Linked DNA regions of Mus musculus: region 2 is linked to region 1. Evidence: chromatin loops called from intact Hi-C (ENCODE). Cell type or tissue: left cerebral cortex. All regions are shown on one strand. Each heading gives the region's core, and the rest is flanking DNA. Links, peaks and the distances in the headings are about the cores only. Region 1 overlaps Sbk1 (SH3-binding kinase 1). Region 2 overlaps 1700123J17Rik (RIKEN cDNA 1700123J17 gene).

Region 1 (15,092 bases), core at 2,695-10,694:
AAGCCAGAGTATTTACAAACACATGGGGTAGGAGAGGCGAGACAGGGGTGTGAGGCTCTACTGCGTGAGAACAACCCAGGCTCTGCCCCAGAACTGGACACTGTTGCCAGCCACCAGGACTGTCCTGTGGGCTCAGGGAACATCACAGTCATAGGGCTCTCTGCTCACAGAACCTGGTGGGAGACCTCTAGCTAACCCGAGGCCTCACTTCCCATCCGGGGAGCTCTCCTATACCCCACAAGCCAGCTCAAAGGGGCCCCTGGGAAGCACCAAAGGACAGGGGGCAGTGTGAGGGACACACAGGCTGGGACAGGTGTCAATAGATGATTTGGCCTGCCCTGGGGTGAGACAGAGATGCACACATATGTGTGCGTACGTGAACAAACTGTACTTCACAGAAAACTTGTAAAGGGGGAGGTTTCCTCTGTGGTTTGTCTTCTAAGCCTCCATGTCTACCGTGTTACTAATTTTTTGCTATTATTATTATTTGTTTCTTCAACAGTTTTGTTTCTTCAAACTGAGGTAAACATCTGTAACCAACACCTCTCCTAAGGGGCAAAGGGTCCCAACCCAACCGACAGAGACAGTACCAGCGGTGGCAAGAGCAGAGGCTGACCCAGTCCGAGTCCTGTTCCAGGTCAGGCTGGTTGCTGCCTCTAAACAATGGGGCTGGGCTACGTACCTAAGGTCTCTTCTGAGGACTACCATCCTAGATACTACAAGGGAGAAGCCTCCCACACAGGATCTCAACAGAGAGGGGCGCTTGTGGGATGCGGGATGTCTACCGTGGAATCTCGCTTCCTTGTTATTGCAGATCAGGGTGGAGAGGCCTAAGGCAAGAGGAGAGGCAGCGGCTGGGAAGGAGGGCCTAATGGCCCCAGGTGGGCCAGGGCAGTGATGGGGGCCTTCTGAGACTCGGCTCTTGGCAGGAGGAGGGGTTTGCTACTTACCTGGCATATGTGGCCCTGTGTCCACTAGGGAAGTGGTGGCACCCCAGGAGAGTAGGACCAGGCCCTGGAGCAACCACAGTTTGTAAACTGGACTCAGGCAGGGCAGGGAGACCTATAGCCCTTTGTGGTGGGAGTAAGGGGGTGTGTAGAGGTGGGGGGCTCCAGGCTGAGGGGTGGTTGGTGCCCCTTGTAGCTAGCTAGCCAGCCAGCCCCAAGATGGAACCTCCTTGAATGACCCGGAACTTTTTGGAGGGACCCTAGGAGAGGCAGCCCAGGCTGGCCAGTTGGGTGGCGCCAGGCAGAAGGCACAGCCTGCCTGTGTTGAGGTTATTGCAAGGGTCCCTCAAGCCTCTTGTGTAGGGTCCCAAAGGAGAGCCGGGGCAGGGTGGATCCCTGCTTTGCTGCCTAAGAACCGGAGCCAACAGCAGGTACCTCCTGGGGTTCCCTGAGGAGTGTGCTAAAACAGAGGCCTGGCTCTTGGCAGCTGCCTGGTGAGGTGTCTGGACACTTAGACACACATCACACTCCCTCCTCACTTCAGTGACCTGCTCTGCCCCTGAAAGGGTACTGGCCTAGAACCCAGGCTGACATGTGACGGCAACAGAAACCCAGGAGTAGCTGTCACAACTGTTTCCCTGCTTGTGGAGTGCTCTGGAGGGAGCAGCTGGGCTGTGCATGGACTCCATTGCCCTGGGGACACAGGAGTGCCGAGCCTCCTGTTCCCCAGCCATCTGCTCCCTTACTCCCAGGAGGGGCACACATTGGAGCTCTGTTCCCAAAAGCCTCGTGGCTGCAGTAATAGCTCTCCCTCCTGGGTTCAAAGTTCCCATCAGCAGGAAGAAGTGAGGGGTATCACTAGATAATCGGGTCTGTTCCTGCACACAACTTTTGCTACATTTAAAGGGCTTGGCCTCTTCCTCTGACCTCCTGGAGACCACTGTTATCAACCCAGTGCCTGTCCTTTGCCAGTTTCTAAGGATCGATCTCATGCCCATATCTGCCCGACACCAAAGCCCCCTTTCTGTGCCCAGGTTTGGATGGAATACTGTAGGGTTATCTGCCAAGGGGTATGAAGCGCCAGGAGTGTTCAGGTTCCAGAGCTCAGAGTCTGGCCCACAAGCTCCCAGCCTTTGTCAGGGGCCTCGGCTCCTCTAGGCTGAGGCCGGCCGTACGCATGGTCATTTACTAGCTATGTCACCAGCCCACCACCGACCGGGGTGTCTGGGCCTCCTAGTCTACGCTACTCCTTCCCACTGCCGCGCAGAGACTGCTCCTTGTCCCCAGTACGGGTTAGAGCGCGCGGCTTCCCCGCAGCAGCTGCGCTGCAGCGGCTCAGACGCAGATCTCGATGGCCGTGGCCAGTACCACCTGCCCTTTACTCTTGTCCGTGCGGCCGTCGGTCCTGCCCGGGGGTGCAGGCGGAGCCAGACCAGCCTCAGGCACGGGTACTGGAACTGGCACTGGCACGGGTACCACGGGCCCTACGCTGGGTGGGGAAGGCCGCGAGCCGCTGCCACTCTCGGTGAGCACAGTGCGCTTGAGTGGCCCGGGAGCCTCAAGGCGCAGGGACCCTGGCAGGCGGTCCCCAGGCGGCTTGCGTGCGCGGTGGGAAGGCCGCCGCCGCAGCTCGGATGTGAGCTCGTGCTTGAGGAAGCGAAAGACCTCCTTGGCGGGCCCACGCCGCTCAGGCTCTAGCGCCAGAAGCCGCTGGAACATACGCAGCGCAGGCTCGGTAAAACGGCGCCACTGCGATGGCAGCCCCGGCAGGCGACCCCGCTGCCAGCGCACGAACTCCTCGAAGAAGGCATCCGCACCCGATGCAGCCTCCCACGGGAAGTTGCCAGTGAGCACACAGAAGATGAGCACGCCAAAGGCCCACACGTCCACGCCCGTGTCCACCGCGAAGCCATCGGCGCGGCCAGCCTGGCACACCTCGGGTGCTGTGTACGGTATAGTGCCGCTCACGCGCTTCACACGGCAGCCCACGCGCCGCGTCATGCCGAAGTCAGCCAGCTTCACACGGCGGCACTCACGGTCAAACAGCAGCACATTCTCGGGCTTGATGTCACGGTGCACCAGCTGCCTGCTGTGCATGAAGTCCAGCGCCAGCCCCAGCTGCTGCACACAGCGCTTCACCGTGTCCTCTGGGAGCCCCACCTGTTGGGAACAGAGAGAACTGCTCAGGGGTAGACCAGGCCCGCCGGCCCTGCCCCAGTTCCTTCTTTGAGACCCTGTCAGTTGCCCACTTGGAGGTCACAACTCTCCTGTTGGCCTCTGAACCTGCCCTGATCCTGGTGCCTGTTTGTCCTCCTCCGGACCTGGTAGGATACCCGTCCTGTTCCTCTGCTAGGTGGCTTTTGACTTCGACTTTACCCAAGTGGAAAGACCCCAACTAAGCACTAGGATCCTCCCCCATTTGCTCCAGAGACACCTCTGCGGTCTCAATGCTTGGTCACTTGCATATTTATTATTTGCAGTGCTTATATGTATGCTAGACAAACACTACCACTAAGCTACACTTCCGGATTTGCTGAGATAGGGTCTCACTACTCAGCCCAAGATGGTACAGAACCCATGATCTTCCTGCCTCTGCTTTACTTCCCAATTGCTGGGATTAGAGGTGTGACAGGTACGCATACAATACCCAGCCTGCCGGTTGATCCAACTCCTTCCAGGTTTCCATACGCTGGCAGCCCCAAAGCCCATCTCCCCTCTCTCTGCCACTCTCTGAAGTACCTGAGGAGGGATGATGTCAAACAGGTCCCCAGCAGGTGCATACTCCTGGGCAAAGACATAGCACTCCTCGGTCTCGAAGACCACGTCAAAGACCTTGATGATGAAGGGGCTAGACGACAGGCTGTTGGTGATGCTCACCTCACGCAGAAAGTTCTTCAGCTTTGTCTTACTCTTATTCACAAATTTCAGGGCCATTTTAGTGCCTGGCAGGGCCACAACAACAACAGTGAGACTCCCACACCTGGCTGTCCAACCTGTCCCTGCAGTAAGGCTAGTGGCCATGGTCAGCACGATGTCCTCAAGCAGAGATGGAAAACTGACTCAGGTAAAAGACTTGTCTAAGCCCACCGAGCAGAGCAGGGCTGACTTGCGTTTTCTACCTTACAACCCCTGACTGAAAACCAGCAGGAAGGCTTACAGCCTCTACCCTGAGCTATTTTCCCTACATCCAGTCTACTCATCTGTCGTATTTATCGCCCTAGCTAGAACAAGACTCTCTGAACATAAGGCCCTGCCCTGTACCAGAGTCTCCAGAATTCACCACACAAAGGCTCATCAAATGCTACCAATGGGTGAATAAGAGAATCCCCCATAAGGAACTAGCCCTCCAAACTGGGCAGGCATGTGTACCTTACTGGGCACACAGCTATGGAATAGCAACAATGCTACACATCATAGGCCCTACCTTCTTTCCTAAATAGAGGAACAGGTTCCATTGCCCAGGGTCACACAGAAAGCACTAGGGCGCACCCAGGCAAGCTTTCCTCCTCCTGCCTTAGTCCTCTGTCCGAGAGACTCCTCCTGCCTTGCCTGTACAGGGTCTCATCCTAGTTCAAACACACTGTCGTGCTGTGACCTTGGCTGACTGGCTGAACTTCAGGGTCTGTGTCCCATAGGGCTATCTCCCCATACCCTCTAAACAAGGTGTCCTGTCCCCAAAGACCTGTCCTCACCTTTTCCAGCTCCTCAGCATCAGGTGTCACCAATGTTCTTAGCACCACTTCCTGCATGTCCCTAGGCTCATCTGTCTCAAAGGCGCCAGATGGCCCCAAAGCAGCCTAGCCTTGGTTTGGGCACTTTGTCAACTCCTTCTGCTCTGGCCCTCTGTCCAGGCATGTCCCTAACCTTAATACCTTGCCACCCCACCAACACTCACCTGTGCCCTTGTAAGCCACCAGGTCGACCTTCCCGTAGGTCCCTTTGCCCAGCTCCCGCACAAGCTCATAGTGCTTGGTAACATCGCTGGCAGCCAGTGTGCGTAGGGTCAGCGCTTGCATGTCTTCTGTGAGGAGGGGCACACCTGCACCTGGTACAGGGGCGGCCCCCGGCCCACAGCAAGGCAGGGAGTGGAGCGGTTCAGGCTCAGGGCAGCCCACGCTCATCTTCTCCCTGTTGTGGGGTACGGCATGATGAGTGACAAGCCCCCTCGCCATCTTCCTCCCGCCCCCCCCAGCACCTAGGAGATTCCCAGCTGGGCCACAGGGATGTTAAACGTCATTAATCTTGACACCATCCCCGAAGTTTCTTGAGACAGTCGCTGTCCCTCGTTAGCACTGTGTATCACAGACCCATTTGTCTCACACTAACCCACACAGTCCCCAGCAAGCACACAGGTTTATGCCACAAAGCAGTAGCCACACATATGTTTCCATTCACAAGTTCTGGGTTTCTGTTGTGGGTGGTGCTGGGAGAGGGGGGTCAGACCTACAGTTCTGCACATGCTAAGCATGCGATCTGTCACTAACCCACAGCCCTAGCCTTATTCACATATGATGATGATGCATCTGCTGTTTGCCAGGTGACATCAGAGCCTTTGGGGATCCAGCACTGCACAAATCCACGAGATCCTTGCCCTTGAGGTTTGCGCATCAGAAAGATGGGCGATAAACACGATGAACATACAAGCGGCATTTCACAGTGAGGCAGAGCGGGCTCAAGAGCAGGGCTAGGGCCAATGAATGGTGGCCTCTGCCGTATCAATTACCTCAGCCACCCCATTTGACCCCACACAGGCAAGAGAGTGCCAGTATGGCCACACAGTAACAACACATGCAGCCATGATCAATGGCATCCCTGGGGAAAACACAATCCCTTCTGGTACATACAACACAGGTCAGGCCCTGGGACCTGTTCCACAGAAGTCCTGCCTGTCCTTCTCAGTCCCAGCCTGAGACCCCTTTATGTCCACAGCCGGGATCGTCTTCATGCATATACCCCTCACAGCTACTGTGTTTCCATAGAGACCATCATCCTCTGCCCACCCCAGCTGACGTCCAAGGCTGGGGTCTGACTCTGTGATAGTAAAGCCAACGCCCAATTCAGGGTTCTCACTTCTGCTTTCCACCTTAGACTTTGCTTCACTTTTCTGTGGCTTTACTGGGGTTTGCTTGGTATATGATAAACTACATATTTAAAACACGATTTGATGAGTTTAACACATAAATATTCATGAATCCATCACTGCAATCAACATAATGAGTCTATCTGTCATCCCAAGAGTTTCCTTTTGTCCCAGTATAAGCCTGCTCTGTCTCCATCCTTATCTTCCAGGCAGCCATCCAGAACCTTCTCTTAGCTTTGTGTGCGTGTGTGTGTGTGTGTGTCTGCGCGCGCGAGCACACACGCGAGTGCTGGGAGCAGAGCCTCTCCCAGGTACACTGGGCAGGTGTTCGAATGTGCATTGAGTGTTATCAGCCAGAGGCCAACACTAAGACCTCCTGTCGGCTGCCTCTCATCCCAGAGCCCCCTGCCCACACCAGTTATACCAAGTCCTCTGCCCCATCTGAGAGGAGGCGTGACCTACAAGCCTCAGGCTGAGTCTGAATACCAAATGTCACTTACTAGTTGGATGTCCTTGGGCTGGCTGCATGTGTGCCTGCTCCCTCCTCTATCAAGAGATTTAACAGAACAACTTCCCATGAGCCACTGTGGGGTTTAACTAGGCACGAAGCACCTGTACTCAGTAAATTCTCTGTAGGTGTGTGCCATGCCAAGTCTGCAGTCATAGCTCCAGACAGGCTCTGCCACAGCATGACCAGGCTCCATGAGGTGATTTGGTAAGGATGGTGTAGTTGCTCCTGGGTTTCAGGGTTGCTAGGACCATACACCCATGCTTACTTGTGCATTTCCAGCTGGAAGCTGGGGGTGCTAGAACCTCGCTACACCCCCCCCCCCAAGCCCTGGCCAGCCATTCCCTTCCAGGGCAAGCCCTTTCCCGGCCTTCCTTCCTTCTAGGCAGCACGACCCAGCCTCCCACTTCACACAGAGAGGAGGAACACCAGGCGGGAACTTCCTGGCCTCCCACCAGCCATGGGCGGAGTTCCATCTGTGCCATCCTCAGCAATGGCTGAGACCAGAGGCCCCCTCCCTGCACCGGCTCCCACCTCTTCTACTTCCCCAGACTCCTGTTCTTTCCATTCATGAACCAGCTCTGTTCCTAGACCTTGTTCTCCCAGAACTGCCCCACCCCAGCTGCAGCCTTTTCTGAGTTTTATTTTGACTCTAGATGCCACAGTGTCACCCGGGAGTCTCGTCTGCGGTGTGGCTGTGTTTTCACAACCACAGAGGATGGTAGGAAACCCAGCCCAGCTTCCCCTTACTCTGTGTGACTGGGCTCTGTGGCCAGTGTCCACAGCCCTACCCAGTTCCAGGCTACAATTCTAAAGATTTATTTATTATTTTATGTAAATACACTGTAGCTGTCTTCACACACTCCAGAAGAGGGAGTCAGATCTCATTACGGATGGTTGTGAGCCACCATGTGGTTGCTGGGATTTGAACTCTGGACCTTTGGAAGAGCAGTCGGGTGCCCTTACCCACTGAGCCATCTCACCAGCCCCAGGCTACAATTCTAACACGGCCATGATTAGGGTATATTGGGGAAGTAGGGAGGGGAGGCCCTCTCAGCTTCAGGGACCATGAGTTCTGTCAAACGTCCACCACCTACCTGGTGAGGAAGACAAGTTAGCTAGCTTCATCTCAAAAAGGAAAGGAAACCAATTCTGAAGTGTCCCCAGGCCACTGCCTCTAACCTTTCAAGGACAGTGTGGAGTTTTTCCTGAGAGTTTCTGAGGAATGGACAGCCCGGCCCTCTTAATCTGAAGTCTTCCTTAACCCCCAGAGAGATGCTGGGCTGCTGTCCTAACCACTGATATGTGTACACTCCTGGAGACAGAGACGGATGGCCTGGTGTGCAGACACGTGTTCTCTGATACAACTCCCCGACTTAGAGCATCAGCTCTGCTAGGTCACCTCAGATGTTTCTGTGTCATCTGGGACTTTGGCTGGTAGCTGCAGGAGGCTGTATTCCCTCTAAGTGCTTGACCCTGGGCCTCTAGGCACTCAAGCAACGCACTGCCTCTGCAGACTTTAGAAGCTGCTAGACTGCCACTGTTCCTAAGCACTCTTTACTTCCCACTCTGCTCCCCTGCCTGATCCCTCAAATGGCACTGTCCTTGGGTCCTTCTCTATCAACCTCTGCTGCCCCAGCAGGTGCATGTCATGGGCACTCAAGAGCTTTCATCTGGGCCTCCCCTGCTGACCAGGTTGGGGAAGATGTCTCAGCTGTGCCTACTTGTCAACAAGCCAAGAGCTCCTGAAGGCAGAGGCCAAACCAGATCCCAACCCATGCTGTATTGCACCCTGAATTTACTGGGTAAGTTTTGGGGCCACCCAGCCCTTCTCTTCCTGCTGTCATGTTCTCCACAAGGTGTCAGCAGAAGGAATGACTGAATCTACATGTCTGTCCCTGATGCTGCTGTGTCATCCCTCAGGTACATACTGTCTCTGACCCAGTTACCAAGCATGACTTAAAGACACGGTGGGGAGCTACAGAGATGGCTTGAACTTGGAACAGTCTGGGCCTTGATCCTTCTGTGAGCCATTTCAGCCGAGTGACCTATGGCCAGTCCTGGGCCTCAGTTTACACATCCACACATTAAAGAAAACAAAAACATTAACTTGACAGTGCCTACTGCAGCCAACCAGTCATAAGGACTCCACAATTCTTCTGAACGCTATATAATAGTACTGTTATTCCATGATGTAATGAAGCGCAGAGACCAAGTGGCGTACCCACAGAAACACAGCTAGCTCTGGAACTGGATCTAAACTCCATCCTTTAAATCAGTTCTTTCCCAAGACAAGTGTTGGGAACAATACACCCAGATCCTGCAGTAGCTGGGTGGAACCTCTGCCAAGGATACCCATGTCACCCTCACAGTGATGTCACGTGACTCCTGGTGTGACAACTTGAGACTGAGTGAAGCATGACATGTCTAGCTCCTAAGTGGCTGGAAGGATAAAGACATATCTGACATTAGGGGGTCACTGTTCTCCAGGTCCTGACACACACCCTTTTGAATGTACCTATAGACTGTGCTGTGAACGCCCAGCAACCAGGAAATAGAGGTCTCTGTTGACCTTTGTTTCCTCCCAGCCTGTGCTCAGCAGGGTATCCTCCCACACTCCGGGTAACTGCGGCCCCAAGAGACCCTTTGGGTGGAACCCTTCCAGGGTGTGTCTCTACTGGCTTTGATACCCATCTGTGTAGTGATCTGGAACTTTCCCCCACCCACCAGGGAGATGCTGGGCTGCTGTCTTGACCATCTGATGTGTACACTCCAGGAGACAGAGATGGACATCCTAGCGTGCAGGCACGACAGTCCTGGCTCTGACACATGCTGGAGGGCCACCAAAATGGGGGAGGGTTTCCCAAGCAAGAAGCAAGACTGAACCGCCTACCACTTCCTGTTGGCAGGCAGCCTGGGTTGGGTGCCACCCTGTGATGCTACACCCAGCAGAGAACCCAGCTCACAGTGCTTCGGAACGCTCATACCTCACCATAAGCAGAGACAAACACACACAAGCCATAAGCGTATGCACACACACACACAGACATCAAACATACAGTCACAGGGACAAACAGTCACACAGACAGACATGCACACACATGCAACACCACCACCCTGGCAACCTTTTCCTGGCTAAGTCCTCACAAGAACACTGAGGAGAGGGCAAGGAGCTGCCTGTGCAGCTTACCTGAGGGGTGACTTATACACCCATGAACACGCTAAAGCTTTCAGTAAATGTACAACCCGGGCAGCCACTGTCACTATCGAATGATGTTCTCTGTTCCACAGATAATAACAGAGGCTCAAGAGTGTGGTGACTTGGCTGTGGCTGTGGCAGCCAGCCAGCTGTTATCAAACAGTCTCCTCTTCTACATTACAAAGTCACAATCCTTCCTTCATGTGGCCATGTGGCTGGCTCCCCTCCCCCACACTGGGATGTAACACAGTGACGTGTTACTGCCAGCTCAGGACTTTTTCCAGTTGCAGAAGCCTTCTGGATGCTGACTTGAGCAAAGGACTCCCAAACCCTAAAATGTGGTAGAGCCCCCACTAGATGTCCACCCAGGAGGAGTGAAGATTACCCACCCTGTATTGTTCTGTGAATCTCCGTGTTCCACCCCTGAACTGTGGCTTGTCACAACAACTACTGCTATTCTCAGGAAGGGCTATGCAGTCAGTAGACAGAACTATGTTTTGCACCTGCCTGGAACATGGCCAGACTCCCCAGGAATGGTGACAGAGATCAAGGACAAAAATGCACTCACAGGAGTGGGTGGAGGGTGACCCATCTGCAGAGAGGAGGGCTTGCCTCAGCCTGTTGGTGGGAGAATGGTGTCGCTGTATTTATTGAGCACTCTGGTTGCTCTACGCATGGTGGGCTAGACTTAGGTAACAACCACCGTGTATGATATGGTTGCTATACTCTCACTTTTACAGGAGTACCCTTCCAGTCCAACGGTGAAACCTAACTGCCTTTTATGTTCCCTGCATAGCCCATGCTGGCCTCAAAGTCTTGTTCCTCCTACCTCAGCGTTCTGGGTATTGCGATTGCAGGCCTGTGCCTCCACACTGGGTTCTGTCATTTGAACAGTATTAAGTGAGATCTGGCCAGATACTGGGGCAACACACCTTTAATCCCAGCACTTGGCAGGCAGAGGAAGGTGGATCTCTGTAAACTACATAGAACCCGCCTCAAAACCAACCAACCAAAGAAACAAACAAACAAAGGCTAAGGAGGTGAGACCTGGGCGGGGCAGGTGAGATGGCTCAGCGCTTAAAGGTGCTTACAGTTGGGTGACCTGAGTTTGATGTCCACAAGACACTTTAAGATAGGAGAGAATTGACTTCACAAAGGTGTCCTTTGATCCTCACAGGCACACTAAGCATGTGTGTACCCACCTGTAAACATGTACCATGCACCACAGATACGACATACTAATAAGTATGGTTTTTTAAGAAGACAGATTTTGGAAACTATTTAGAGGTTGGGTTCTTTTAAAAGGCTCATCCTGGTCTTTCTCTGTTCCCTTTCCACCCCCTACCATGGATGCCCTTGACCTTGATGTCCTACCCTCTAGAACTGAGAAATGCACCTGCTCATTGTAAACCACCCTTTAGAGATCCTTGGTGGCAGAAGCACCAAGCAAACCAAGATAGCTGCTGAAGTGCACAAGGACTCAAAGCTGGCACTTGGCAGAGCTGGGTCCAGATCTGGAGCTCCAGTCCTGCAAGGCAAACATAGCACAGAGAAAAGCATCCTTCATCTCTGGGGTGCAACAGAGGCTAAAGCTACCTGTGGGAACTGGGGGTGGGGGGCCGGGCGCTATGAGAGGTGAGGCAGGACCAGGCCTTCTGTTTTTGTTTGTTTTCTTACCCTGACTGACCAGGCTGGCCAAGAACCTGTGATCCTCTTGCCTCTGACTCCCAAGGGCTGGAATCGCAGGAGCGAGTCACAATGTCTGGCTCCAGCTGAGCTTTTCTGTCCTTACACTTGACTCCCAAGATTCTCTGTCCTATGTTCAGGTCCTCTCCCTTAGGCCCTGGACCTACACTGTGTCCCACGCAAGGGCAAACTCCAGGGGTGTCTGAATACAAGCCTGGCTTCTCTGGATATGACTACTCACCCTCCCTGTGTGTGTGTGTGGGGGGGGGCGGCAAATAGCTGTGTGGTAGAATTTCAGAACTGAGTGGGGGCAGCCCAGTGACCTCTCCTCCGTCCATCAGTGAAAGGCAAGTGAGCTTCAGCTGCAGTCTCCTGACCCCACACGCCAGCCCTTCGTGCTGCCTCCCTCACAAGTCCTTAGACTCCATTGGATGAACCGCTTTTTTTTTTTTTTTTAAAGATTTATTTATTATTTTATGTAAGTACACTGTAGCTGTCTTCAGACACACCAGAAGAGGGAGTCAGATCTTGTTACGGATGGTTGTGAGCCACCATGTGGTTGCTGGAATTTGAACTCTGGACCTTCGGAAGAGCAGTCGGGTGCTCTTACCCACTGAGCCATCTCACCAGCCCCAATGAACCGCTTTTTATCTGCACTTCAGTTAACACACATAACGGCCTGTGGCATTTCATACGAGCTTGCCACTGTGCCTTGCCCCACACCCCGCCCAGCCTGACTGAAAGTCAGATTTGACTCACTTTTTGCCTTGCTCACACAGCTGCAACGGAATTTGGATCACTGGATTGTTATTTAAGAGAGGGTCTTGCCAGAGTGGCACTGAATTCTCCATCTTCCCTCCTCTGCCTCCCGAGTGCTAGGACTACAGATGTACACCAGCACATCTGGCCTCGCAGTGCGGCTGAGGCTCCTTGAACAGCCATGTGGTATTGCCTTGCTTGGCATCAGTTCCCCTTTCTTTGGGTACCAGTCCTGCCCTGCTCTCTACACCACTATCAGGGACAGGCCTGACTCTGGGATGCATTATTCCATCTGCTCAAGATAAACACGTGCCCCATGGTGACCCCTGCAGCCAAGCCCTGGGGACGTCTGTCTGCTGGAATTGTGGAGAAACAGCATCCTTCACTCTGGGTGTGAGACCAAGCCAGAGGACACAGGGCTACAGCTGTTGGAAGCTGGCAGGCCACACCAATGGGGAAACCTGCCTGACAAGGAAGCAGCAGAGACGTGCTGACGAGGCACGCCTAAGGCCAGCTATACTCCTGGACATTTGTTTCATGAATCAGTGGGTTTCTGTTCGGGCTTAATTAAGCCAGCTGATGAGTTTATATAACTCCCAAGCTAGACTCCAGACGAGTGTACCTAAAACCCAGCGAGAGAGCCGAGAGCTCCTTGAAAGCCAGCCCCTGCCTTAATCATCTTGCTATTCCCAGCACTGAGCCAGGGGGTGACAAATGCCGGTGAATAATTCCTTACGTGTTTGGAAGTTGTAACTTTTTATATCTTGGCTTTCCTGAATATGACCCTGCAGGCACACAGTTATTTTCTAGCACCACGTGAAGGACTGTTGGTTGGCTCCATTCTGTAGATAGACAGACTGACGACCAGTCATAGGTCAGGAACCAGGCTGTCTTTGGGGGTAAAGTGCTATTGTCCTCTAACAGCTCCAAGTCCAGGTGGCATGAGAGAAGCAGCTGTGAGGAGCACTGGTCACCGGGGACAGGCTGGAGATACCAACAGAAAGTGACATTGATGGGTGAATCCCATGGGCCCATCAAGTTCTTCCACTGCCTCATAGTGTGGGGAATATTACTGACTCCAAGTTACAAATGAAGAAACTTAGGCACGGGCATTGTTTTCTGTCTGTGTTTAATGCTGGGATGGAGCCCAGGCAAGTGTTGCACCCCCCAGCCCTTTTTATTCTAAAACAAGAGTCTTGCTATGTAGTCCAGGCTGTCCTCAAGCTTTTGACCCTCCCGCCTCAGCCTCCCGAGTAGCTGGGATGACAAGTATATGCCACCAAGCCCCGCTTGGTCATATCATTATAGAAGATCACCCATCTAGGAAGCATTAGAACCAACCATCACCATGCTGTGACCCAAGCTTAACCACTGCGCTACCACCTCTGAAGTGAAGTGGTAAAAATTACCATTTATGCCGGGCGTGGTGGCAGACGCCTTTAATCCCAGCACTCCGGAGGCAGAGGCAGGCGGATTTCTGAGTTCGAGGCCAGCCTGGTCTACAGAGTGAGTTCCAGGACAGCCAGGGCTACACAGAGAAACCCTGTCTCGAAAAAAACAAAAACAAACCAAACCAACAACAAAAAATTACCATTCATTTTGCCACTTAATCTCTGTGGCAACTCCCTCTTCACAGGGCAGGACGCTGAGGCTCGGAGGAGCCTACCCAAGGTCAGTCTCTGGGCCAGGACTGAACCCTTAGTTTCTTGGCCTGCACATCATCTTTTTTACTTTTAGCCTTCAGTTCTGGGCCCCAGGTCTCCCTCCAACCCACGTTCAGTACCACAGGCCTGGACAGCGCCCATTGAAGCCTGGCTTGAGGAAGAGTAGCCAGCGGGGCAGCAGGCGGGGTAAACTGCAGAGCTGAGTCTCCAGTGTCCATGCTATTGCTATAAAAAGCAAGCGGCCTTGCACAGGAGCAACTTGACACTCAGTGGATTTGAGTGGATCTGTGCAGAGCTTCTAGAAACAGGCATGTAGGCTAAAGGGTGAGTGGGCTTGGAATTTTTGCAGAGAGCTCGGACCATGTTGCTATGCTGGACACCTTGCCAAATAATTAGTCTGCCCCTGGGAGAACACAGCAGCAGTCACCAGTTACCCTGCCCTCTGGGCTCCAGATCACTGGATACAGTCAGTCAGTACACTGCTTTGACAAGGGGAAAATAAGAACAGGGTTTTCACTGATATTAAGCAACTCCAGAACCCACACAGTAGTGATGGTATTCGACCTTGACCCAAACTAGCTTGCAACTTCCAATTCTTCTGTCTCACCCTCCAAAGTAGCTAGGACTGCAGGTGTGTGCCACTGGGCCAGGCTACAGTCTAGACACAGCACCCAGTGTCACCCCTTCTCCACTCCCTCCGCAGCCCATCTCATACCAGTCTTTCCACTAGCCTTGTCCACCCCACCCCACCCCACCCCACCCCCTTGACTTGCTGCTACGCCCCACCCCCAACCGTTTCCCAGCTGCTCCCAGCAGCCCTATCCCAGCCTGGAGCTGTTCCTTCTGCCTGAATAGCTCTTCCCTCCAAGGCCCACATAGATCTTTCGTCAGTGTTCTGCTTGGGTGACACTTTCCAAACTAGGGCCACGTCCCACCTTCCCTTCCTCCACGCTTGCTCTCTTTCTCCCCAGTAGAATGGAGCACCTTTGAATTCATTATATAATTCACTGACTATGATGACATCTATTAACTGTGTCCTTCTCCCACTCGAACTGAAGCACCCAGAGGGCAGGGATTTTATGGCCTGGTCTTGTTCACTGTGGAGTCCCCAGGAGCTCACATGACAGCTGGCACAAAGCAGGTGCTTAGTAAATTTCTGTTGACTGAACAACTGAATCTCTGTGGGGAGGTGGGGGCTGAGCAAGGAGGGAAGGAAGGATAAAACTTTTACCAGGCTCAACCCTGCATG
Region 2 (15,092 bases), core at 3,424-11,423, 52 kb after region 1:
CCCTGTCCCTACGCAGGACACAGCAGATGCCAGGCTCAAACACAGTTTGAACAGAAGCCTTTGGGAACAAACTGTATGCTGGACAGACTTGCTAGGGTCCTCCTCAGGACTCAGGACTCCCTCACACTCCCCAGTTTCATAGTCACCCTGTTATCTGTTATCCATGTAGGACCCTTCCCTCATCTCAATTCGTATTTTCTATTAATTAATGTATTTTTTCATTGTATGTGCATCGGTGTTTTGCCTGCATGTATGTCTGTGTGAGGATGTCATATCTTGGAGTGGCAGACAGTTGTGAGCTGCCATGTGTGTGCTGGAATTTGAACCCAGTTCCTCAGGAAGAGCAGTCCATACTCTTAACCACTGAGCCATCTCTCCAGCCCCTCAGTCCATATTTTGATTCTCCCTATCCCACCCACCATGGATGCTGAGCAGGAATAAGTCACTGGGACTTTCTCCAATCCTTCCCTTGACGGATCACTCTGAAAACTATTTTAGCAAGTATGCTAAATGCTTAAGTTGCTGCAGTCACACAGCAGCAACTCGATACAAAGCCCATTCCCCTTAGAGGCTCAGGCATAGCACCTCTCTGTTTGGTGCCCTTAAAGCTCACTAAAACCTTCTCCTGTGACTTCACATGTAGACTTGACCAGAGGCACAAAGGAAAGGAATCCGAAAGTGAAAGGACCGGTTCGCATGCCTACCAAGACACTGAGAATCACTACCAAAATAACACCTTGTGGTGAAGATTCCAAGACATGGGATCTTTCCAGATGAGGACCCACAAGCAATTCACTGATTTACATAGTCCTTCTGAGATCGTTAAGCAGATTACTTCCATCAGTATTGAGCCAGGAGTGGAGGTTGAAGTCACCACTGCAGATGCCTAAGTCAACTGTTTAAATAAATTGACTTAATTGTTAAACAACAAAACAAAATAAAACAAAACCAAAAAACCTAAATAAAACCCAAGTGAACCTCTAGGATGGAACGTAGCTTGCTCATAGTTCAAAGAGAGGCAAATACTGTCTCATCTCTCTCTCTCTCTCTCTCTCTCTGAGTGTTTGTGTGTCTGGCTCTGACTCTACACTTAACCTGAAGATTGTTGTTTTGTAGCCCAGGCTAGCCTCCAACTTGTGATTCTCCTTCCCCAGTCTCTTAAGTGTGTACCACCATGACCACCATAGTCCTTCCCTTTTCTCTATATAGGAGTGGTTCAATAAAACACAAGGAAAAGAAAGAGAGTTCAACGCCAGATTGCTACAGGCCTGACGGATGACTGACAGAAACGTAAGTAGGAAGCCAGCTTCCTGGAAGAGGCTTGACTTAAAATGTATCACAGTGTGGCTTAGGCACCTTGGCAAGAATGCCACTATCTTCCTAGAAGGAACCTGTGAAACATCCCACGTAGACAAAAAGGTATGCCTCAAACCAGATCTGGTCCAGGCTTTATCGGTGGAGAGATTCTGTTTCTCGTGCGGCTGTGCAGAGGCTGGCGGTTCTGTTGCCTAACGGCATCTTGTTATTGTTTTTTTTTGTTTTTTTGTTTTGTTTTTGTCCTTAGGGAAGGTAGGAGGATGCAAAGGGCGGCTCTGCACTTTCGAATGTTTCTGTCAGCTAGCAGCAAAAGAGATTAAAAAAAAAATCAGTTCCCAGTTGCACAGGCATGAGCACGGCAAACATCTGGGACAGAAGTGGGGTGTAACTGAAGGGAGGGAGACAGGCTAGGGTACAAGCAGCAATCAGGAGGACCCAGCTCTGAACAGAGACTCCTCCCACCTGCTCCTGCCTTGTAACTCGTCCATATTGGACCTGGAGGACAGAACTCTAAGATGTAAGGTTGTTTTTATACAAAGTCTTGCTATGTAACCTTGGATGGTTGGAAGGTGTTATGAAGACCAAGCTGGGATCAAACTTATAGAGATCCACCTGCCTCTGCCTCTCAAGTGTTGGGTTTTGTTTTGTTTTGTTTTGTTTTGTTTTTAAAGATTTATTTATTATTATATGTAAGTACACTGTAGCTGTCTTCAGACACACCAGAAGAGAGCACTGGATCCCACTATGCATGGTTGTGAGCCACCATGTGGTTGCTGGGATTTGAACTTGGGACCTTCAGAAGAGCAGTCAGTTCTCTTAACCTCGGAGCCATCTCTCCAACCCAGCTGTTCTCTTTCTAAATCAGGTTCTGAGCTAGGTGTCCAGGCCCCCAAGTGAGGCGCATCTCTGGAGGTCCTTGATAACTCTGGGTCCTGCGGCTGGGGTGTGGCTGAGCGAGGAGCACTTGCCTCGCCTGCACGATGCCCAGGGCGTGGTGGAAGCACACGCACCCCCCTCGCCCACTACAAAGCAGCCCTGGGGCAGCTTCCAAGATTCTGCATTTCCAATACCGCGTCGCGGCTGCTGATGCTGCTTTATGGTCGGTCCACTCTCTGAATGGCCAGATTAGAACTAAGATGCTAACACAGCTGTTTCTCCATTTCTCTGGCTTTGACCTTACACCCTAATGTAGAAAATGAAACTGCACCTTTTCTCTACCACTGTCCCCTCTCCCCCACACCACAAGTTCTGTCCTTATCCCTCCAGTGTTATACATCCTTTTGGTTCGACTAGTTTTTTTGTGTTTCCATTATTATAACTTTGTAGATAATACTCACACCTTAGCCACATACTATGCTCGGATTACATTTCCTTTCTTGTTCAACTTTTTTGGGGGGGGGCAGTTCAAGACAGGGTTTCTCTGTGTAGCCCTGGCTGTCCTGGAACCCACTTTGTAGACCAGGCTGGCCTCAAACTCAGAAATCTGCCGCCTCTGCCTCCTAAGTGCTGGGATTAAAGGCGTGCGCCACCACCACCCGGCTCAACTTTTAAATCTGATTTGCATTTTCCTAGAGTTATCATTGACCACCCCCATCTTACCTTTACTGAAGCATTTACAAAATTTCCAGATAAAACTCAGAATCTTTGCTTGGTAGACCCAAATGTTCCACAAACTACGTACAAGCTGAGTTTGTGCTATCCACCTTTAACCCCAGCACTTGAGGGCTGAGGAGATGGCTCAGCAGTTAAGAGCACTGACTGTTCTTCTGAAGGTCCCAAGTTCAAATCCCAGCAACCACATGGTGGCTCACAACCATGCACAGTGGGATCCAATGCTCTCTTCTGGTGTGTCTGAGGACAGCTACAGTGTACTTACATATAATAATAAATAAATCTTTAAAAACAAAACAAGGGCTGGTGAGATGGCTCAGTGGGTAAGAGCACCCGACTGCTCTTCCAAAGGTCCAGAGTTCAAATCCCAGCAACCACATGGTGGCTCACAACCATCCGTAATGAGACCTGACGCCCTCTTCTGGAGACAGCTACAGTGTACTTACATATAATAAATAATAAATAAATCTTTTAAAAAAAAAAACAAAAACCCAGCACTTGGGAGTCAGAGGCAGGTGGATCTCTATAAGTTTGATCCCAGCTTGGTCTTCATAACACCTTCCAACCATCCAAGGTTACATAGCAAGACTTTGTATAAAAACAGCCTTACATCTTAGAGTTCTGTCCTCCAGGTCCAATATGGACGAGTTACAAGGCAGGAGCAGGTGGGAGGAGTCTCCGTTTGGAGCTGGGTCCTCCTGATTGCTGCTTGTACCCTAGCCTGTCTCTCTCCCTTCAGTTACACCCCACTTCTGTCCCAGATGTTCGCCATGCCCATGCCTGTGCAACTGGGAACTGATTTTTTTTTAATCTCTTTTGCTGCTAGCTGACAGAAACATTCGAAAGTATGGATCTGAAGTCCTTTTCTGGTATTTGTGAAGACAGTTACAGTGTACTTATTTATAATAATTAATATTTTGAGAGAGAGAGAAGCAAATGGAAGGGACAAAGTTAGGGTTGAGTTCCCTGACTTTAGAAACAGTTGAATACAAGCTCAGGTGGTAGAGAAGGGGTCTGTTATTTTATTTTATTTTTTACAAATCCTGAGGCTTTCTTTTAAACTTTCTGGAGGATTTATATTGTTGAAAAGAGGAAAAAAACATGCACAAGATTTTAAATTTCAACAATACAAAATGGATGGAAATAACTTGCTCTGGGTAGAGACCCCAGGCTCCTCCAGAGTCTCCTAGGACATTTCTCTACACACCCAGGCTTGAGATGTATGGTCATTCTGTTTATTTCTTTTGAAAAGACTTCCAAAACACTCTGGGGCGCCTTGTGTTTTGACTCACTAATATTCTTGAGGTCACTCCATATAAGCACGTATAGATCTGTGCTAATTCACTTATGGACCATTACAGGAGGCTTAAAATTGTAACTTGTTTAACCATTTCTCTCTAGGTCCATCTGAGCCTCCCACACAGTGCAGCAATAAGCATTGTGTGACCACAGTGCAGTCTACATTAAGCACAGAGTATCTGGACTTGGAAAGCCGGGGCTGCTGCTAAAGCCAAGTGTTTTCTCTACAAACTTCAGTTTTTTGTAGCTGTGAGATGGCGATAAAAAGATATTTCTTTTTGTAGCATATAGCTGCTATATGCACTCACGTTCCAGATATGGACGATTGGGCACCGAACAAAACAGATCGGATCCCTGCCCTTGCGGAGCTTAGAGTCCAGCGGCAGAGCACAGGTCATAGACAAGATGATGCTGAGCGCTAAAGCAGTGAGGCAGGAAGGAGGATTAGATGGGAGGTTTGAGGTCTCAGATAAGGTGGGGTGCAGGTAGCAACCCAGTAAGGTGATGCTGAGTGGCACACATCTGAGGAAGGGTACATTAATACCTGGCAGAGAGCAGGGACGGGGAGGGCACCGCCTTCTACACAGCTGCAGGGGATAGCAAGGGCTCCCTGTGCTAAGGATCTCCCAGCTCTAAGTCTGCCTTCCAGGACCTCTAGATAATAAGTAGAGCCCTTCCCTGGCTGCGGCAATGCCAGTGACAGCAGGAGAGATGCCCCTGCCCTGTGAGCACGGAGTGTGATGGAGCCACTCAGAGGATGTCAGGTAGGTGCCTGGGCGGTGAGATAAATCCACATGCATGTGCCAGTGCAGTGGTGTAGCAGTGGGAACTCCAGTCACCGTCTTCACCCTCTCCTCGAGGTCAGGCCTTCCTCCGCAGGCTCAGCCTCCACTCGCTCCCCTCTCGAAGGGGTAAAGTTGCTCACCAACCTCCCCTCCTCCTCGATGTCAGCCACCCCTATAGTAGTTTGGTGGCTTCAGGGAGGGTGCTTCATTCCCAGCCCAGTGGCCCCAGTCCCTACTTGCTTTCTATTGCTCTGATAAAGCACCATGGCCGAAAGCAACTTGAGGACAAAGAGCTTTAAAGACCTCTAGCAGGAACCTGGAGGTGGGAACTGAAGCAGACTCCTTCAAGGACAGTCATGGCTTATTAGCTTGCCCCCATGGCTTGCTTTCTTATATGATCAAGCATCACCCACCCAGGGGTTGTACCATCCCCAGTGGACTGGGACTTCCACACATCAGCCAGTCATCAGGCCAGTCTGATAGAGGCTTTCTTCCAGTTAAGGTTCCTCTTCCCAGATAACGGTAGCTTGTCTCAGATTGACAAAAAAGCAACTGCAACAACCAGATCCTGCCCCAGGTTTGGATGCTTTCTTGGTGAGGTGGCTGGCACTGGAGAGGAAGAAGCAGGAAGCAGGAAGCAGGAAGCAGGAAGCAGGAAGCAGGAAGCAGGATCTCCCTTTGGATGGCACATTTGGGTAATCTCAGAGCTCACCAGTCAAACTAACCTTGCAGAGTTCTCCTTCCAACCCATTATGGCCAGGGCTAGGATTTTTCGGTAGAACCTGAAGGTTCTGGCATTGGCCGTGTGGTTGGGAGAGGGAAAGGTGCTGGCTTTGTTGTGAGCAGCAGTCAAGAGGAAGCTGCTGAACTCACAAGGTGTTTCTTTGGACTACATTGGTTGTGGAGTTGAGAAAGTGGTGGCGAGGCTAAAGCTCCCCTTTTCCAGCCATCTCAAAGTGGCCCCATTGCCTAGGAACTAGAAGTCCTCTGTCCTCTCCCTAAGGCCCTCAAGGCTCCAATCTTTGCCGCTTCTCACCCAAGCAGAAGGAATCAGCAGCCACCTTCTTGTGTCTTCCCCAATAGATGCCCTGTGTGAGGTTGGTTGTGCAAGGCGCCTTTGTGGTATTCCTTGGCTCCTGACAGCTCTTCAGAGATGCAACACTTGCCTTTCCTCTCAGAGCTGTAACACTTACAAACCTTCGCCTCCAGCCCAGCAACCCTCCTCTAGGGCTCCCTGTGGGTGGAGTCTACAAGCAGCAGCCTCTGCTTCACACAGCTCAGAAGGATGGGGATAGGTCTGAGCCAAAGGGTTCAGATAAGTACGAGGGCGGGCTGTTTCACAGTCTTCATAAAGATATAAATCTAGATTCTCACTGTCCAGATGCCTCACTGTTTAAGGCGTAGGAAACACCAGATGGATCAAGAATTTCAAAGTTAAAAATAAAACCCATAAAATAATTAGAATAAAATATGAATGAATTTTTAAAAAGAATAATGAGCCAGGCATGACGGCACACATCTGTAATCCCAGCATTCTTGAGGCAGAGGCTAGAGGGCCATAAGTTCAAAGCCTGCTCAGTTGGCATGTTGAGATCCTGTCTGGATAAAACAAAACAAACAAAAAATGTTGAAACACAAGCGAGGTTTTCTAGGTCAGTAACCAAGCTGGTGAATTATAAATGTGTCTGTCAAAAATTGAAAGATACTGGGTTCGGTATCTAGTACTTGGAGGAAGTGAGGAGTCACACAGTAATAGGTACTAGAAACGAAATCAAAACAAGTGGTAAACTATTTTTAAAGTGTGTAACACAAAGAGCCATGTCTGCAATACAAAATTAGCTCTTACCAGGACAGTGACTTACAAACCACAGACCATGAACTGGAAGTTTCAAAAGAAACAGAACCAGCCGGAAAGCCGGTGGGAAAGATACAAGCAGCTGTTCTCACTACTCAAGTGTCTTCACACTTCCTGAGCCTTTGGCTGGAAGTATCCTCCCTCAGGCGACAACGGCTGCTGTTCACTTCCTTCAGCTCAGTAGTGCCAGAGGGACGAAGTTGGATGGTGCGGTTGGGAGGTGGCAGAGACTTAGAGAGAATGGGTTTGCAGGAAGTCCTCGGGGGCCCTTAGGGGAGAGAGGCTTGCCTTTGAAGGGATCTTGAACCCTGGACCCTTCCTCTTTTGTTCCTTGACTGGAAAGAGCAAGGTTTTTTGTTCCTGTTGTTAGCTTGTTTTGTTTTCTGAGTGCTTTGTTTACTGGATGTTGAAGCTAGGGCCTTGCACAAGCTAAGCAAGCACTTTACCAGTGTGATGCACAAGGAGCAGCTCTGTGCCCACGTGATAACATACAACTTGCCACAGGTCAGAGCAACAGCGGCCAGACCTACCAAATCACTGAGCCGAAAGAATCTTTGAATGATGGGGCCTAGCAAACACAGAAGTGGATGATCACAGTCAGCTATTCGATGGGTCACACGGCCCCTAATGGAGGAGCTAGAGAAATTACCCAAGGAGCTAAAGGGAACTGCAACCCTATAGGTGGAACAACAATATGAACTAACCAGTACCTGGGAGCTCTTGTCTTTAGCTGCATATGTATCAAAAGATGGCCTAGTCGGTCATCACTGCAAAGAGAGGCCCATTGGACTTGCAAACTTTATATGCCCCAGTACAGGGGAACGCCAGGGCCAAAAAGGGGCAGTGGGTGGGTAGGGGATTGGGGGGGTGGGTATGGGGGACCTTTGGGATAGCATTGAAAATGCTCAGGTTCTGTGGGACCACCTGGGAATAGGGACATGCAGGTTGCATGAGAGCCATCCGGTGCAGGCTGCTTCGGAGCAGTCTGTAGTTGGAAACCTGCTGGGACAGATATAGTGTAGGGACAGAAGGTAGAGCTAAGGAGTTTAGGGGAAGGTTTTCATCTTGAGTATACATTGAAACTTGTAGGCCCATGGTCCTGGTACCTGGTGGGGCAGAGGAGTCCCAAGACTAGGGGGAGCTCACCCTCAGGGATGGGCAGTAGGTGGGAAAGTTAGGCTGTTGATTGACAGGAGCACTTATCTGGAGTCTGCTTGACTTGTGAGAGATGGATCCAAGTCAACTTCCTGAAAGGTACAAGCATTTTTCAAGTTTACAAAAAGAGATAAAGGTTCTAGCTGTGTTAGCATTACCACTGCTTGTAATCTGTCCTGAAATCCACATTGTAAACCAATGCCTTTGAGTTATATTTGTTTACCATGAGGCACAAGTGGTTGATGACTGAGAGAAGCCATTTTTAAAGCAAGCTTCTTGCTTTAAATAAGAGTAAAAAGTTATATTGAAACCTGTTTTGGGAGTTTATTTTTTTCAGAGTGAAGTCCACCAACAAGTTAAACAGTGTCTATTTGCTTTTCTCAGCAGGAGACCTAGTAGCTCTAGAAAAGTGAGGCCCAAGGCCTAGTTTTATATGTATAACGGACTGACCAGTCAGCTGCAGCCTTGGGGGAGGGGATTGGTTTGCTTGCTGCTCTTAACGTAAAGTCAGAATTAACTGTCAATATCATCTGAGATCTGAGAAGAATGAATTAAAACAAGAAGTATGTCCAAATGGTCTATGTATTAGTTAAAAAGTCAGAGATTTACCCACTACCTAGGCGGTTGACCTAGGCTCCAATGGTCTCAGTGGCTTCACTGGGGAGAGAAGTAGACTATCTTCAACTATCTCAGGGAACAGCATTAAATGTTTAGCTTGATGCACAGGAAGATCTAAGGCGTTTTCCTGTGGAGAAGGAACCTGGGAAAGCTGACTGGCTGCGGCAAGGAAGCGTAGAGCAGTCAATTCAACATTGTCCACAGTGTGGGCAAAGCTCTGGGGTAGGAGAGGCGTGGGGCAGTTCTGCCCAGTGATTAGTGTTACCACAGCCCAGGTGGAGCTATCTGCCCCACTGTCTTCTCTGAAAACTTTAGAGCTGCCACTAGGAGCTGGAATTTCTGTCTACCATAGGAAGCCTTTTTATTACATATTTTGAATGCCATATTCAGCAAATCTCTGAAGAATTTGAGGACAGTTATCTATTAAGTACACCTTATTATATTATATTATATTATATTATATTATATTTATTTATTTTGGTTTTTCGAGACAGGGTTTCTCTGTGTAGCCTTGGCTGTCCTGGAACTCACTTTGTAGACCAGGCTGGCCTCAAACTCAGAAATCCGCCTGCCTCTGCCTCCCAAGTGCTGGGATTAAAGGCGTGTGCCACCACTGCCCGGCTAATTAAGTACACCTTATTTTAAACAAACTTTGTTTTTAGTTACTTGCTTTAGGCTTAACCTTGAAAACATACAGGCTTTCTTGCTCTCTTGTTCTCTTCTCTTCTCTTGCTCCTGCTCCCTTCCCCTCTTCCCCCCTCCCATTCCCCTCCCCTCTTTCCATGTGCTCATGCCAGCCTCTACTCCTCTCCTCTCCTCTCCTCTCCTCTCCTCTTCTTCTTCTTCTTTTAAATTTTATTTTATTAGATATTTTCTTTATTTACATTTCAAATGCTATCCCGAAAGTTCCCAGTTCCCTATACCCTCCCCCCGCCCTGCTCCCCTACCCACCCACTCCCACTTCTTGGGCCTGGCTTTCCCCTGTACTTTCTTCTTCTTCTTCTTCTTCTTCTTCTTCTTCTTCTTCTTCTTCTTCTTCTTCTTCTTCTTCTTCTTCTTCTTCCTCTCTCTCTCTCTGCCTTTCTCTGTCTCTACTCCCTCAACTCCCCTCCCTATGCCCTGGATAAACTGTATGCTATACAAAAAAGAAAAGAAAAGAAAAGGGAAAAAGAAAAGGAAAAGGAAAAGGAAAAGGAAAAGGAAAAGGAAAAGGAAAAGGAAAAGGAAACGCATACAGGAGGCTAAATAAAGCTTTTGTTGTAAATGAATTCCATTTGTACTTAGCTTGACTATGAGCCTAGGTTTGAGCATACTAAGGAATTTGATCCTTTATAACGCGACTGAGCATCAACCTGTGTGTCTTACTTATCTTTAACAGTTACAGCAAGCCAGCAGCTTTTATAAGATTAAGGTTTTACAGCTGAGTCTTAAAATTTTAAGTTGAAGATTTAATTGAAGATTTTTTTTATCATCAAAATAAAACTTTAAGCCACCAATGCAGTAAACTTTAAACTATAAATACAATCCATAGGAAGACTGGGAATTTTTTGATCCTTTTTATAGGATACAGAAAATCGAGTTTCTTGTAAGACTTAGTTTATCCAAATAATTAAAGCTTAATAAAGTCGCCAAAGACAAAGATGCTAGACATATATTTTAAGGCTGTTACTGTTAATCTGAGTAGAGCATAGGAATTTATAAACCTTATTTATCAACTATATCTAGAAGCCTGGTGCTGAGCAGTTAGTAAGGTCGTAAGTAGTTAGAGATAAGAGGGTTTCTGTTATTCCAAGTAGACAGACCTTTAACCCTTAGGAATCCATCATCACATAAAAATCCATCCTAACCCGAAACAGTTTGGAGATCTGCTGTTGTCTCCTTGGTCTAAAATGGAGCTACAAGGATAATCAGAGGTCTCAGAAGTTTTATAAGTGCTGCCTTGGTTGTTTTATACCATATGGTCATCTTAATCAGGGTGGTGGTAAAGTCGCAAGGCATGTATCTGTTTTTAACCTTAGTTAAGATGCCTGCCAGTCACACCTTTGCTTTCATCCTAATGAGGTCATCAGCCAGGACAGGCAAGCCATATAGTTGCTATTTAAAATATCTATTTTCCGGGCTGGTGAGATGGCTCAGTGGGTAAGAGCACCCGACTGCTCTTCCAAAGGTCCAGAGTTCAAATCCCAGCAACCACATGGTGGCTCACAACCATCCGTAATGAGATCTGATGCCCTCTTCTGGTGTGTCTGAAAACAGCTACAGTGTACTTACATAAAATAAATAAATAAATCTTAAAAAAAAAAAAAAAAAAATCTATTTTCCTATAAATCTATTTTTAAAACAAGAGTTGCATCCAAGTTATATATACAGTATATTCCAAACAAGAGTTGAAGCACATATGTCGTATGTTGTAGCAATTAAGATTATCTATGTAGCCGGGCATGGTGGCACACGCCTTTAATCCCAGCACTCAGGAGGCAGAGGCAGGCGAATTTCTGAGTTTGAGGCCAGCCTGGTCTACAAAGTGAGTTCCAGAACAGCCAGAGCTATACAGAGAAGAGAAACCCTGTCTCGAAAAAAACAAAAAAAGAAAAAAGATTATCCACGTATAGTTTTTAAACTATAAGCCTTTTGTTTTAAAGTTTTAAGCTAAATTTCATTACAGATTTTTAACCCTACCCAGTGAATTTACAAATCCCGAGATAGTTTACAGCAAAGTCTTAAGACATTTTTTGAGAATGAATGTTGTGATCATAAAGAGAAAGAGCTCTAAGAATATGCTCTAGCAAGCTGTGCAGTGGTGACACACGCCTTTAAACCCAGCACTTGGGAGGCAGAGACAGGCAGATTTCTGAGTTCGAGGCCAGCCTGGTCTACAGAGTGAGTTCCAGGATAGGATAGCCAGGGCTATACAGAGAAACCCTGTCTCGAAAAACCAAAAAAAAAAAAAAAAAAAGAATATGCTCTAGGGAGGTGTGGGGGGTGGGGGAAGGGGGTGCCTCAGTGGGCCCATGGCAAGGCATCCCTTCCCCCTGAGGGACCAGACACACACCAGTATAGTATAGTATAGAGTTTATTTAGGGCATGGGGAGGGGAGTTAAGAGAGTAGTAGAGGCAGAGAAAAGCAGAGAGAAGGAGAGAGTAGAGAAGCAGAGACCAGCCATGACCACAAGGAGAGAGGTGGGAAGAGTGGTGGTCTGGCAGAGACCCAGGCTAAGCAATTCAGCTCCCACCTAGATCCAGGGCTTTGAGTTGGTCCACCCCAACACCTACGCCATCTATGAGTTGTTGGAGCATATGAAGGGGCCTGTTCTGTGGCTATGGCTGCAGCATCTCCATCCATAACTTGACAACAGCAGGATAACCAAGAGGAGTCTCAGCTAGGGTCCAGTATTAATGGTGTAGCAAAAGTCAGAGAGAGGCCTTGAACCAGACCAACAACTCATTTTAATGAATATTTGCATGTGAATCTGCTGTTTGGGCAAAAGAGTATATTGTGTGATATACCACAGCAGCTTCCAATGCCACTATTGGGATGGAAAGGTGGGAAGGATGGAGGAGTGGAGCATGGTGGAGCTGGAGCCACGACAGCTGTGAGGGGTGTGTGTGAGTCAAGGCTGTAGTTGATGGAGGAGCAGGTCGTTACTCAGTAGGTCAGTAGGTCAGTAGGTCAGTAGGTCAGCAGGATGATGGGCCACAGTCTGGAGCTTGCTCAGACTCAGCCTCTAAACAAACTGCCTGGTCACATGATTGCACTGGTGCTGGACAGGGAAAGGATACTCTAGATGAAGAATGGTCCGTTTTCTGGATTGGACCTTTTCAAAAGACCTCCATGGTCCATGCTTTCCTTGCATTGCATGCCTGTCAGTGGCCTGTGCTTTGACAGAGGACCATGTCGTGTCGATGTCTGTACTGCCACAGGAGACCAGGCAGAGGTCCTTGGTGCATGCTGATTATGGAGAACAAGTAGGTGTTTGTGGTCTGTGCTGTTGCCTCGGCTCTGTGCTCCTGCTGACTGTGAAGGGCAAGGAAGCTAGTCTTGAAGTGTTACCAGTGACAGATGACAGCAGATGCACAGTTGAGAAAGAGGAACATAAAAGGCTTCTGTGGCAACTCCTCCCTCCACCCCACACCACTCCACACACCCCCGCAATGACAACCTACAGAGGAAGCCATCAAGGAAAACTACAAAAAAATTATGATGAAGATGGTGAAGCATTGGGGGCTGGTGAGATGGCTCAGTGGGTAAGAGCACCCGACTGCTCTTCCAAAGGTTCGGAGTTCAAATCCCAGCAACCACATGGTGGCTCACAACCATCCATAAGGAGATCTGACGCCCTCTTCTGGTGTGTCTGAAGACAGCTACAGTGTACTTACATATAATAAATAAATAAAAAAAAAAAAAAAAAAAAAAAAAAAAAAAAAGATGGTGAAGCATGGCTCTCTCTCCACAGTTGATGGCTTCTGGTGCAGGTGCAGGTGGAAGAAGATTCATCTTCTCTTGGAGGGACGACCATTAGGAAGCTGACCATGCTCCAGTGAGTATACGGATAACACAAAATGGACTCTTCCCTTTCTTCTTTGTTTTGGGGGTTAATCATGGTGGAGGGAAGGTGGACAATGGGAGGACTGGGAGGTGAGCTCAATGAGGTACATGATGTAAGATTCCTAAATAATCAATCAATAAAAGCTTTATGTTAAAAAAAAAGAAAAAAGGCCGGGCAGTGGTGGCACATGCCTTTAACCCCAGCACTTGGGAGGCAGAGCCAGGTGGATTTCTGAGTTCGAGGCCAGCCTGGTCTACAGAGTGAGTTCCAGAACATCCAGGACTATACAGAGAAATCTTATCTCCAAAAACCAAAAGAAAGAATTAAAAAGGGGGCTAGAGAGATGGCTTAGAGGGTAAGAGCACTGGCTGCTCTTCCAAAGGTCTTGAGTTCAAATCCCAGCAACCATATGGTGGCTTACAACCATGCATAATGGGATCCAATGCTCTCTTCTGGTGTGTCTGACATCAGCTACAGTGTACTCATGTATAATAATAAATAAATCTTTGAGCTGGAGCAAGCAGGGAGCACTCGGGATTGACCAGAGTGAGCAGAGTTCCTAAAACTCAATTCCCAACAACCACAAGAAGGCTCACAACCATCAATCAATAAACAAACAAACAAACAAACAAACAAACCTTAAAAAAAAATCTTAGAGATAAGAGACTTTTGGAAGTCCAGAGCAGAGAATGTCTAAGAGGTTTGGGAATCATTTGTTTGTGCTGTGGCAGAGGTTGTGACTGTATGAGAGAATTTAGAAAACAAGTGTGCCACCTTTGGCCATTGAGCTGTACTGAGACCAAGCAGGACAGGGAGGACAGAAAGACTCTAATAAAGTCTGAGCTGGTGGAGAGCCAAGGGAAAGGGATGCAAAGTAAACTCGGCTGAAAGGGGCGTTCCTATAAACTTCAAGAGGGAGCTGAGACAGAGAGAAGCCCAGGAGGACATTGAGAAGCTACAGGACTTTCAAGAGGGAGCTAAGAGGGACAGGGTTGCTAAGTGTAGGAGCTCCACCCAAAGAAGGATTCCTAGAGGTCCAGGACGGCTTACGGAAGAGACAGAGCAGGCAGCTCCCGAGGAGAGGGGCTAAAACTCCAGGAGAGAGCTGTGAACTTGTCTGAGAAAGGCAAGGTCGCTGTACAGGCTCAGGACAGTATAAAGAAGCTGGGGGACTTCTAGGAAGGAGATGAGAGACAGAAGGAACAGGGTCACAGAGACCAAGAAGGGCGTAAGGAAGCCAGCCTAGGGGAAGGAGAGGAAACTCATAGCCTATAGGTCCAAGAAGGCCCAAGAAGAGATAGAGGAGGAAGCTCCAAGAGGAGGCAAATAAGCCCAGCAGGGCTTAAAGAAAACTGTGAGACTTAGCAGACAGCTCCTGGGGCATGTGTGTTGGGACTTGGTCTTGTGTTTGTGTTGGGGGTTGGTCTGGTGCTGCTGTTTTCAAATGGTGGCCCCCAAGATCTGGTTGCAGTGTCCTTCAATGGGTACTAAATGTTTGTTATGCCATTTAAGGAAGCTATTTATTTTACTCTTCTTTTCTTTTCTTTTCTTTTCTCTATCCTTCTTTCTTTCTTATGTAAGGGGTTGAAAAGGAAAGAAGGGGGAAGAAGGAATATGATAAAGTCAATAGGAAAAAGAAGTAGATTATTGAATCTATCTACTCTTTTTTGTTTGTTTGTTTTTCGAGACAGGGTTTCTCTGTGTAGCCCTGGCTGTCCTGGAACTCACTCTGTAAGACCAGGCTGGCCTTGAACTCAGAGATCTGTTTGCTTCTGCCTCCCAAGTGCTGGGATTAAAGGTATGCGCCACCACTGCCCAGCTTTAAAAATGTGTAGACCAGGCTGGCCTCAAATTCTTGATCCTCCTGCCTCTGCCTCCTTCAGCAAATCCTACCAGCGTGGGCCA

The links. A loop is a pair of places that touch in the nucleus more often than their neighbours do. Peaks named below come from ENCODE experiments on the same cell type or tissue, not always from the same donor. Only the 100,000 strongest peaks of a DNase experiment are listed, where the experiment ranks them.
Region 2: it touches region 1 in a loop (3-fold over the local background); 3 of 42 quality-filtered maps call a loop at or near these places.

What each region holds. Positions count from the first base shown.
Region 1 is chr7:126,279,840-126,294,931 of GRCm38, reverse strand. It overlaps Sbk1 (SH3-binding kinase 1), which reads right to left. Exons shown (of 4, transcript NM_145587.3): 2 at 4,843-5,075; 3 at 3,687-3,889; 4 at 1-3,107. The coding sequence starts at 5,068. The coding sequence ends at 2,283. Among named protein-coding and RNA genes, the nearest start is that of Sbk1, 15 kb to the right of the region's middle. In left cerebral cortex, for the core only: no CTCF peak of the experiment used is centred there; DNase peaks (open chromatin) are centred at 6,629, 7,002, 9,421, 9,904 and 2 more places; H3K27ac peaks cover 3,152 bases.
Region 2 is chr7:126,228,178-126,243,269 of GRCm38, reverse strand. 1700123J17Rik (RIKEN cDNA 1700123J17 gene) reads left to right here. Exons shown (of 5, transcript NR_131046.1): 2 at 1,210-1,290; 3 at 13,095-13,178. Among named protein-coding and RNA genes, the nearest start is that of 1700123J17Rik, 13 kb to the left of the region's middle. In left cerebral cortex, for the core only: no CTCF peak of the experiment used is centred there; DNase peaks (open chromatin) are centred at 6,298 and 6,947; H3K27ac peaks cover 671 bases.